Linked DNA regions of Homo sapiens: region 1 is linked to region 2. Evidence: read pairs that join two places in POLR2A ChIA-PET (ENCODE). Cell type or tissue: Caco-2. All regions are shown on one strand. Region 1 overlaps SLC4A8 (solute carrier family 4 member 8). Region 2 overlaps SLC4A8 (solute carrier family 4 member 8).

Region 1 (5,000 bases), 60 kb before region 2:
CCTAGGTTCAAGTGATTCTCCTGCCTCAGCCTCCCAAGTAGCTGGGATTATAGGCGTGCACCACCACACCCGGCTAATTTTTGTATTTTTAGTAGAGATGGGGTTTCACCATGTTGGCCAGGCTGGTCTCGAACTCCTGACCTCAAGTGATCCACCTGCCTTGGGCTCCCAAAGTGCTGGGATTATAGGCATGAGCCACTGCAGTCATCCTATTTGTTTTAAAATGTAAGCAAACACTTATGTTCCAACACCCTTTGTTAGATAAAAGGTAGCAAATTATACAGTTTTCTCCATCTTGCTTTTTAAACTTAATATTATATTTTGGAGATTTTTCCATGGTAGTAATAATATATAATTTTAAATGTCTATAAAGCTAATTTAATACATAAAAATCCTAAGTAGATATTAGACTATTTTATTTACTTCCCTAAAAGTTTGTTTATTCCAGTTGGCCTCAAAAACTTTATTTCAATCTTCCCATTGGGAAAATGAATTGCCTTATGTTCAGAGTTGTCTTATTTGGGAGCATAGATGATAACTACAAAATAGTAACTTTGGAACAGTAAGCTGGAAACTTGAGCAGGATCTAGAAGGAAGGTGATATCGTTTGGCTATTTGTCCCCACCAAATATGTTGAAATGTAATCCCCAATGTTGGAGATGGGGTCTGGTGGGAGATGTTTGGGTCATGGAGGCAGATGCCTCATGAATGTCTTGGTGCCATCCTCACAGTAATGAGTGAGTTCTTGCTCTGAGTTCACCCAAGATCTGGTTGTTTAAAAGAGTCTGGGCCCTCCCCTCTCTCTTGCCCCCATCTTGCCATATTATACACCAGCTTCCCTTTTGCCTTCTGCCATGATTGTGAGCTTCCTGACTCTCTTACCAGAAGCAGATGCTAGCACCACACTTCCTGTACAGCCTGCAGAACTGTGAGCCAAGATAAACCTATTTTCTTAATAAATTACCCAGTCTCAGGTATTCCATTATAGCAATGCAAATGGACTAATACAGGAGACGTGGGGATTTAATGTGCTGGAGAGTTTGGGGAAATGGCATGTTAGATGACTAGATGACCTGACAATATGAGCAAAGACATAAAGGTGGGAATGTGCACAGTGCTCTCGGGATCAGTCAGCTTGGCTGGAGTTGCAGGTTTGAGAAGGGAAATAGATTGCCAGGGAAATCAGCTAAGAGTTTTTTTGAAATAATTCAGGGTCTTGTGATTCAGGGTATTGATAGGATAGGTGCCATTATATTCATTCTTTTAAAACGTTTAATTTTTATTTTGAAATTGACAAGTAATATTTAAGTAATATTGTACATATTCATTGGGGTGCATGGTGATGTTTCAATACATGTAATGTATAGTGATCAGATCAGAGTAATTAGCATATCTATCATTTAAAACATTTATTATTTCTTTGTGTTGAGATTACTCAATATCTTCCTTCTAGCTGTTTGAAACTCTATATTATAGTCATCCTACTATAGTATAGAACACTAGAACTTATTCTTCCTATATAGTTGTAATTTTTTATCCTTTAGCAAATCTCTCCCTACACTTCTCCCCCTTGCCTTCCTAGCCTCTAATATTCTCTCTTATACTTCTTACTTCTCTGAGATCAACTTTTTTTAGCTTCCACATATGAGTGAGAACATGCAGTGTTTAACTTTCTGTTCCTGGCTTATTTCACTTAACATAATGTCCTTCAGTTCCATCCATATTGCCACAAATGACAAGATTTCATACTTTTTATGGCTGAATAGTATTCTGCTGTGTATATATGCCATATTTTCTTTATCCATTCATCTGTTGTTGGACACCTAGGATGATTCCATATCTTGGCTATTATGAATAGTGCTGCGATAAACGTGGGGATGCAGATGTCTCTTTAATATAGTGATTTCCTTTCCTTTGGATAAATGCCCAGTAGTGAGATTACTGGATTATATGGTGGTTCTGTTTGTAGTTTTTTGAGGAACCTCCACTGTTCTCCACAGTGGCTGTACTAGTTTATATTCCCACCAACAGTGTATAAGGGTTCTTTCTTCTTCATATCCTTGCCAGCATTTGTTATATTTTGTCTTTTTGATAATAGCCATCCTAACTGGAGTGAGATGATACCTCATTTTGGTTTTGATTTGCATTTCCCTGATGATTAGTGATGTTGAGCATTTTTTCATATATTTGTTGACTATTTGTTTGTCTTTTGAGAATTGTGTATTCATTCTTTTAACAAAGATTTATAGAGCACTGTTATGTGAAAAGTCTGTGCTGGGTGCTAGGATACAGTGGTGAGGAAGATGGACATAGTTCCTTCTTCCTCAAGGAACAGAGGAGACTTTTTTTATTTTTTTTGAGACAGAGTCTCGCTCTGTTGCCCATGCTGGAGTACAATGGTGCGATCTCAGCTCACTGCAACCTCTGCCTCCCAGGTTCAAGTGATTCTCCTGCCTCAGCCTCCTGAGTAGCTGGCACTACAGGCACGCACCACCACACCCAGATAATTTTTTTATTTTTAGTAGAGATGGGGTTTCACCATGTTGGTCAGGCCAGTCTTGAACTCCTGACCTCAGGTGATCACCTGCCTTGGCCTCCCAAAGTGTTGGGATTACAGGTGTGAGCCACCATGCCCGGCCAAGACATTTTATTACTAAGAGAATTGCAGTGTGCTATGAGGGTATATAAATGGTGGACCTAGCTTAGTTTGGAAGTCGGAGTGGGTAATCAGGAAAGGCTTCCAAGTAAGTGTGTTGAGGCTGAGATCAAAGAGATCATCATCTCTTTGATCATCATCAAAGGTGGGGGCAGGTGGTGGGAGTGGCAGGGAGAGAATGGTAGTTCCAGGAAGAGACAGCAGCACTAAGTAAAGAAGGTGGGTGTGGTTCCAGAACTAAAAAAAAAAAGAAAGAAATGCCTAATATGATTTAAAGGGTTGGAGCATGTAGGGAAGAGTGGATGAGAGATGAAAATTAATTTTTTAGAGAAATTGCAAAGGAAGAAAGACTTGGTAAGAAAAGGGAACTAGCTACCTGAAGGCATATGGTAGGCACTCATACATGTGGAATGGATGAATAAGTAACTTTGAAATTTCACCTGTGGGCTAATAAATGATGGTGCCATTGGTAGGAATAAACAAATGAGCACAGGGTGTTAGTTTTGGAAGGAAAGTTAGTTGGGTTTTAGACACATGGTTCTTGAGGTGTGGCATCCTAGTGGCTTATCAATTACTGAACCACAGTTTCAGACTGCAGTTGAAATTGTAAGTCTTAAGTGAGGAAAACAAAGAGTAGAGAGCTCTTTCTTGGAAATTATGGTTAGAGGAAGAAAAAGACTAAGGATGAGACAGAGGAGGCCTGATAAGAGGAGCAGGATGGAAAATTTCAAGGACAGCGTGTGGTAAACAGGCCCAAATGCTGCAAAGAGGCCAAGGAGACCAATCTACACCAAATGGGACAACTTGCTTCACAGCACTTGCAAAATGCCAAAATGTTATACAGAGGTATAGATGGAGTGGGGAGGTGGAAAAGGCATGAGATTTACAGCCACAAGACCTGGGCTCATGACACGTCCTAGTAATCCCAGCTGCTCTGGAGGCTGAGGTAGGAGAATTGTTTGAGCCCAGGAGTTCAAGGCTGCAGTGAGCTATGATTGTATCACTGCAATATAGCCTGGGTGACCCATTCTCTCTCTGTTTTTTTTTTTTTTTAAAAGACCTAGGCTCAGTCCTAGCTCCGCCTTTTATGACATTTGTGACCCTGGGCCATCATTACTTAATGTTCTCTGAGTGTCAGTCTGCTCATTTATAAAATGAGAAAGATAATGGCTACCATATTTGCATCTAAAAGGTATTGTGAAGTTCACATGTAAAAATACAGGTAAACAATTGTGTTTCCCCCGTAAGTATCTCAAAAGGATCTGGCATACACAAGGTTTGTATATTTGAACGAGGTATGTGTATTACTGTGACTACTTATTTGTGTTTAAACAGAGACCAGATGAAGAAGCTGTGGTGGATCAGGGTGGGACCAGTACAATTCTCAACATTCACTATGAAAAAGAAGAGCTGGAAGGTAAGAACTGCCATGCTGTGTGATCAGGGAAATTGGTGAGGGGCAGCCTGGTGTGGGAAGACCTGGCTCTGTGTCCTAACTCTCTCACTAGCTGTCAGACCTTGGGGAAAATCACTTGATTTCCTTTAGCCTCACTTTCCTCATCTGGTAAATAAAAGTGGGGATACTAATACTTGTCCTACCTTACAGGGATATCATTAGGATCTAATTGCCTACATGGGAGATAGTGCTTTGAACACGGTGAAGTCCAATATAAATATTAACAAGTAACCTGTTCTTTGAGAATGTGATGTACTCAGTTCAGTGCGTTAATTCTTGACAACTGCCTGGAAATACAAATAAATACAAAACTTAAAGAGAAAATAAAATACAAATAGTTTTAAAAACTCATTTTGGCTACAAAACCCTATTTTTACCCCATTTCCAATATTTACTGTTTCTATTCTATTTATACCCATTTCTGCCTGGTGGTTTCATCTAAACAAGAGGGAAAACAGGAACACACCTGTGACATACTCTTGAGTTCATAACATCAAAGTTATATAAAAGCCCAGCTGAAGGGGAAAGGAAAGAAGAGGCATTTTGGATGACCCACTCTGTCCAGTTTACCTTATTTCAGCTCTTCCTTTCTCTGCACCTCACCCCCAGCTCCCCACATAACCGTTATGTGGTGTCCTGCTTTCCTTTTTCCCCTGGGGACTAGTTGGTGTGTTAGGAGTTGGACCCACACCTGGCCATGGTTTTCTAATTAGTGTTGATGCTCAGTTTCATTAGAGGAAGGCTCATGTCCAGTATCCAATATAGCTTTAATGAGAAGCCACATTTGGCTCAAAAGCCTTTGTGAAATCTCTGCAGCATCCCCTGCAATGTTGAAGGCTATGATACAGCAACTTTCTGATGCCTGAGACAGCATGTGAAATGTTCTCT
Region 2 (5,000 bases):
ATGTTACCTGGCACAAAGAAAGCATTCAATAAATGGTGACTGTTAGGATTATTATGAGTTTGATTTTGCTTGAAATGTCCTAGTCTGCTGTGAAAATAAGGCTTTGCTTTTAAGTCCAGGAAGGAAATTAGTCCCTTTAATTCACTTTTTTTTTTAATTTTTCTTCAGGTTTTGGCCTTGGTCTTTGTCAGGAAAGTCATGGATCTCTGTTTCTCTAAGCGAGAGCTGAGCTGGCTAGATGATCTCATGCCTGAAAGCAAAAAGAAGAAGTTGGATGATGCCAAAAAGAAGGCCAAGGAGGAAGAGGTCATAGTCCTTGCACCAACTGTATACCTGGGGGCCTCAAATTACAGAACATAGGAAGGGTCATGTGAAAAGTCAGCATGTCTGGAATCCCGAGGGTTATATTTAGGAGCTGGGAAGATTACCCCCAAAGATGTTCTCAGCTAAGAATGGATTAGGGATTCTTGCTTCTGTCTGTTCTTAATTTTTGGGTTTGACAACCACTTATTTTTTCCTTTGTTTACAATCTACTCACCAGGCTCATACCTACAATGTGAACATACAGTATGCCCTTATTAGCAGATTCAATGGCTCACATTCTTTCAAAAGGTCTAATTTGACAAATACATAAGACCCATTATTTCCTAGAATGTTTGTAATATATCTAATTGCAAATGGTGCTGTGGTTGGCACCATGCAAAGATAACTTGCATAGGACTTTCTGTCTTTTTTCATTTCCCTCAGCACTTGGCATCTTGTCATCTACACAATGGACCCTCAATAAATGGCCTATATGTGCAAAGAAAGAATGTGTAGCAAATGAAAATACCAGACCAAGAAATGAGTGAGCTGGGAAGTGTTTCCAAATACAGTTAGTGCCTAAAATAGTGTCCTTTGAAAAAACTTTTAAAAGACTTTTTTTTAGGCCAGGCATAATGGGTTATCCCTGTAATTCCAGGGCTTTTGGGAGTTGAAGCTGGAGGATTACTTGAGGCCAGAAGTTTGAGACTAGCCTAGGCAATATAATGAGACCCTGTCTCTACAAAAAAAAAAAGAAAAGAAAAGAAAAAAAATCAAAATAATTAGCTGGATGTGGTGGCACATACCTGTAGTCAGCTACTTGGGAGGCTGAGGTGGGAGGATACCTTGAGCCCAGGAGGTTGAGGCTGCAGTGAGCTGTGATCATGCCACTGCACTCCAGCCTAGGCTGAGTGAGATCCTATCTCAAGAAAAAAAAAAAAGATGACTTTTTTTTCCCCTAATATCTTGAACTTTAAAAATCTTGTATTTCTAAATAAGCTTCAACAATTATAAAATATAAAGTCAATGGAAGAAAACTTTAAAGAGAATATTGATAGAATTCACTACATAAAATGTGATGCTTTCAGGCATCCAAAACTCTAATCAAAATTTTAAAATAACAGATAAGTTGAGACATGTTAATATCCTTACTATTCAAATAATTCTTATAAATTAATAAGAATAATATGAAATTGAAATGAGCAATGGACATATATAATTTACGAAAAAGAAGTACAAATGACCAGTTGCCTTATGACAAAAATTTCATTCTCACTAATAATCAAAGAAATGATTGTGCAGCATCTGGATTTTATGAAATGAAAATAAATATTAAAAAATAAAAAAGAAATGAAAATTTAAGCAAGGAGAATACTTTTTTACTTGTCGAATTGGCAAAGATTTTTAAAAGATAAAAACAAGTGTTGGCAAGACTGTAATTGAAATTGGCTTCTCATACACTAAAAATAGTAATATAGGCTGGGCGCGGTGGCTCATGCCTATAATCCCAGCACTTTGGGAGGCCGAGGTGGTTGGATCACCTGAGGTCAGGAATTTGGGACCAGCCGGGCCAACATGGTGAAACCCCGTCTCTACTAAAAATACAAAAATTAGCTGGGCGTGGTGGCAGGCGCCTATAATCTAGCTATTCCGGAGGCTGAGGCAGGAGGATCGCTTGAATCTGGGAGGCGGATATTGCAGTGAGCCGAGATAACACCACTGCACTCCAGCCTGGGTGACAGAGAGAGATCCTGTCTCAAAAAAAAAAAAAAAAAAAAGAGGCTGGATGTGGTGGCTCACGCCTGTAATCCCAGCACTTTGGAAGGCTGAGGCAGGCAGATCACCTGAGGTCAGGAGTTTGAGACCTGACCAACATGGTAAAACCCTGTCTTTACTAAAAATACAAAAAAGTAGCCAAGTATGTTGGCGCATGCCTATAATCCCAGCTACTCAGGAGGCTGAGACAGGAGAATCACTTGAACCCGGGAGGCAGAGGTTGTAGTGAGCTGAGATCATGCCACTGCACTCCAGCCTGGGCGAAAGAACAAGACTTTGTCTCAAAAAAATAAAAATAAGAAAGATATGTGGACGTGTTTCTGACATTTTATGTGAAAAACATAGGGAATATAAAATGGAGCATACAGTAAGACTGTCAAAGAATCTCACTTTTACTAAAACATATACATATACACATACTGTACACACACACACGTGCATGTGTGCACCCCCCACACACGTGAAAAAGATTGGAAGAAAATACACCAAAATGTTTATTGTGTTGCTCTATGTCTCTCTAGTTGGTAAGATTATACATTTTTTGATTAATTTTCTTCCTCCATATTTATTGAATCCTTACTCTGTTGGTCACTGTTCCAGATACAGTAGTATACAGGACACAGACAGTCCCTGACCGACCACATGGAGCTTACATTCTCTTGGAGGAGACACTGTCAACAAGCAAACAAGTCTATATTTGTTTTCTTGGTTATAGTGCTATAATTCTACACACACACACACACACACACACACACACACACGTATATAATTTTAGGTAGTGATATGTTTTAAGAAGGTAGGGAGTGAGGGAGTTACTTTATTTAGGATGATTAGAGATGACTTCTGAGGAGACATCTGAGTAGAGACCTGAATCAAGTGAGAAGCAAATTATGAGAATATCTGGGAGTAAGAACATTCCAGGGCAGGGGTACAGAAAATGCAAAGGTCTTGAGGAGGAATGAGCTTGGTGTGTTTGAGGAACACCAAGAAAGCCAGTAAGACTGGAAGGGACAGAGTGGTAGCAGGGAGACCAGCTAGGAGGCTGGCAGCAGCTCAGGCAATAGGGGAGGGTGGCTTATGCTAAGGTAGAGGTGATGAAAGTGGCTGAATTGGGTACTTATTTTGAAGATAGAGCTGACAGGTTTTGCTAATGATGGTGGGCATGGGTGAAAGAGGAATCAAGTATGACTCTTAGATTTTTGGACTGAACAACTGAATGAATGGTTGTGCTATTTATTAAGATGGGGAAGACCAAGGAGAACAGCAGGTTTAGGAGGAAAATCAAGAGATCTCCTTTGGATGTTAAGTTCGAGGTGGCTGGTAGACATTATATTCCTTATTTTCCAAAATTCCTGAAGTAAGTACATATTTGTTAACACGTGTTACTTTATAAAATTATTTTAAAAGCTAAATGAAATAAAAGAAAAAAGTGAAGACTTTTTCTCCACCTCATAGCCAACATTCATGTTCATTTCTTTATGTTGTTTTCAATTTTTTAACATAGTTTTCATATAACTATGATAATTATATAATTGTGAGTTTGTATTTATATATATAGCACATATATATTCTGATTTTTCCCCTCAACCTGATTTCATAAGACACTTTCATGTTTCTATTTGTATCATGATATTTTTTAAATGGATGTATAATGTTCTATAGTATTATCTCATACTTAATTTAAATATTTTTCCTTTGTTAAAATTTTTAGTTGTTTTATATTACTTTGAACATCTTTGTACAGATAGTTTTTTCTCTGTAATTATTTTCTTTAAATTAGTGGGATTATTTTCTTTTCTTTTTTTTTGAGATGGAGTCTCGCTCTTTCGCCCAGGCTGGAGTGCAGTGGCGCTATCTCGGCTCACTGCAAGCTCCGCCTCCCGGGTTCACGCCATTCTCCTGCCTCAGCCTCCCGAGTAGTCGGGACTACAGGCTCTCGCCCCTGCGCCTGGCTTTTTTTTTTTTTCTTTCTTTCTTTCTTTATTTTTATTATTATTATACTTTAAGTTTTAGGGTACATGTGCACAACGTGCAGGTTTGTTACATATGTATACATGTGCCATGTTGGCGTGCTGCACCCATTAACTCATCATTTAGCATTAGGTATATTTTTAGTAGAGACCGGGTTTCACGGTGATAGCCAGGATGGTCTCGATCTCCTGACCTCGTGATCCGCCCGCCTCGGCCTCCCAAAGTGCTGGGATTATAGGCGTGAGCCACCGTGCCCGGCCAGATTATTTTCTAAGAAAACATTTTATTATGGATTTCTAAAAAAAGTTATTTTAGATTCAGGGCATGTGCAGGTTTGTTACATGGGTGTAGTGAGTTATGCTGAGCTTTGGGCTTCTAATGATCCTGTCACCCAAGTAGTGAACATAGTACCCCATAGGTAGTTTTCCAACCCTTCCCCTGTCTTCCGCCTTTTGGAGTCCCCAGTGTTTTTTGTTCCCATCTTTGTGTCCATGTGTACCCAATGTTTAGCCTCCACTTATAAATGAGAACATGCATTATTTGGTTTTTTGTTCCTGCGTCAGTTCACTTAGGGTACTGGCCTCCAGCTGCATCCATGTTGCTGCAAAGGACATAGTTTTGTTCTCTTTGTGGCTGCGTAGTATTCCATGGTGTATACATACTACAGTTTCTTTATTCAATCCACCATTGATGGGCACCTGGGTTGATTCCATTTCTTTGCTATTGTTAATAGTGCTGCAATAAATATATGAGTGCAGATGTCTTTTTGACAGAACAATTTATTTTCCTTTGGGTATATACCAAGTAATGGGATTGTTGGGTCTAATGCTAGTTCTATTTTTAGTTCTTTGAGAAATCTCCAAACTGCTTTCCACAGGGGCTGAACTAATTTGCATTCCCACCAACAGTGTAGAAGTGTTCACTTTTCTCCACAACCATGCCAAAGTCTG

What was found. ChIA-PET counts read pairs that join two places held together with the same protein. Peaks named below come from ENCODE experiments on the same cell type or tissue, not always from the same donor. Only the 100,000 strongest peaks of a DNase experiment are listed, where the experiment ranks them.
Region 1: POLR2A ChIA-PET joins it to region 2 with 5 read pairs; 4 of 35 experiments call an interaction of 5 or more read pairs at or near these places.

The regions. Positions count from the first base shown.
Region 1 is chr12:51,436,717-51,441,716 of GRCh38, forward strand. It overlaps SLC4A8 (solute carrier family 4 member 8), which reads left to right. Exons shown (of 25, transcript NM_001039960.3): 2 at 3,992-4,073. Among named protein-coding and RNA genes, the nearest start is that of SLC4A8-AS1, 14 kb to the left of the region's middle. In Caco-2, no CTCF peak of the experiment used is centred here; a DNase peak (open chromatin) is centred at 2,795.
Region 2 is chr12:51,496,819-51,501,818 of GRCh38, forward strand. It overlaps SLC4A8 (solute carrier family 4 member 8), which reads left to right. Exons shown (of 25, transcript NM_001039960.3): 22 at 169-306. Among named protein-coding and RNA genes, the nearest start is that of SLC4A8-AS1, 74 kb to the left of the region's middle. RefSeq lists a silencer at 256-355. In Caco-2, no CTCF peak of the experiment used is centred here; no DNase peak of the experiment used is centred here.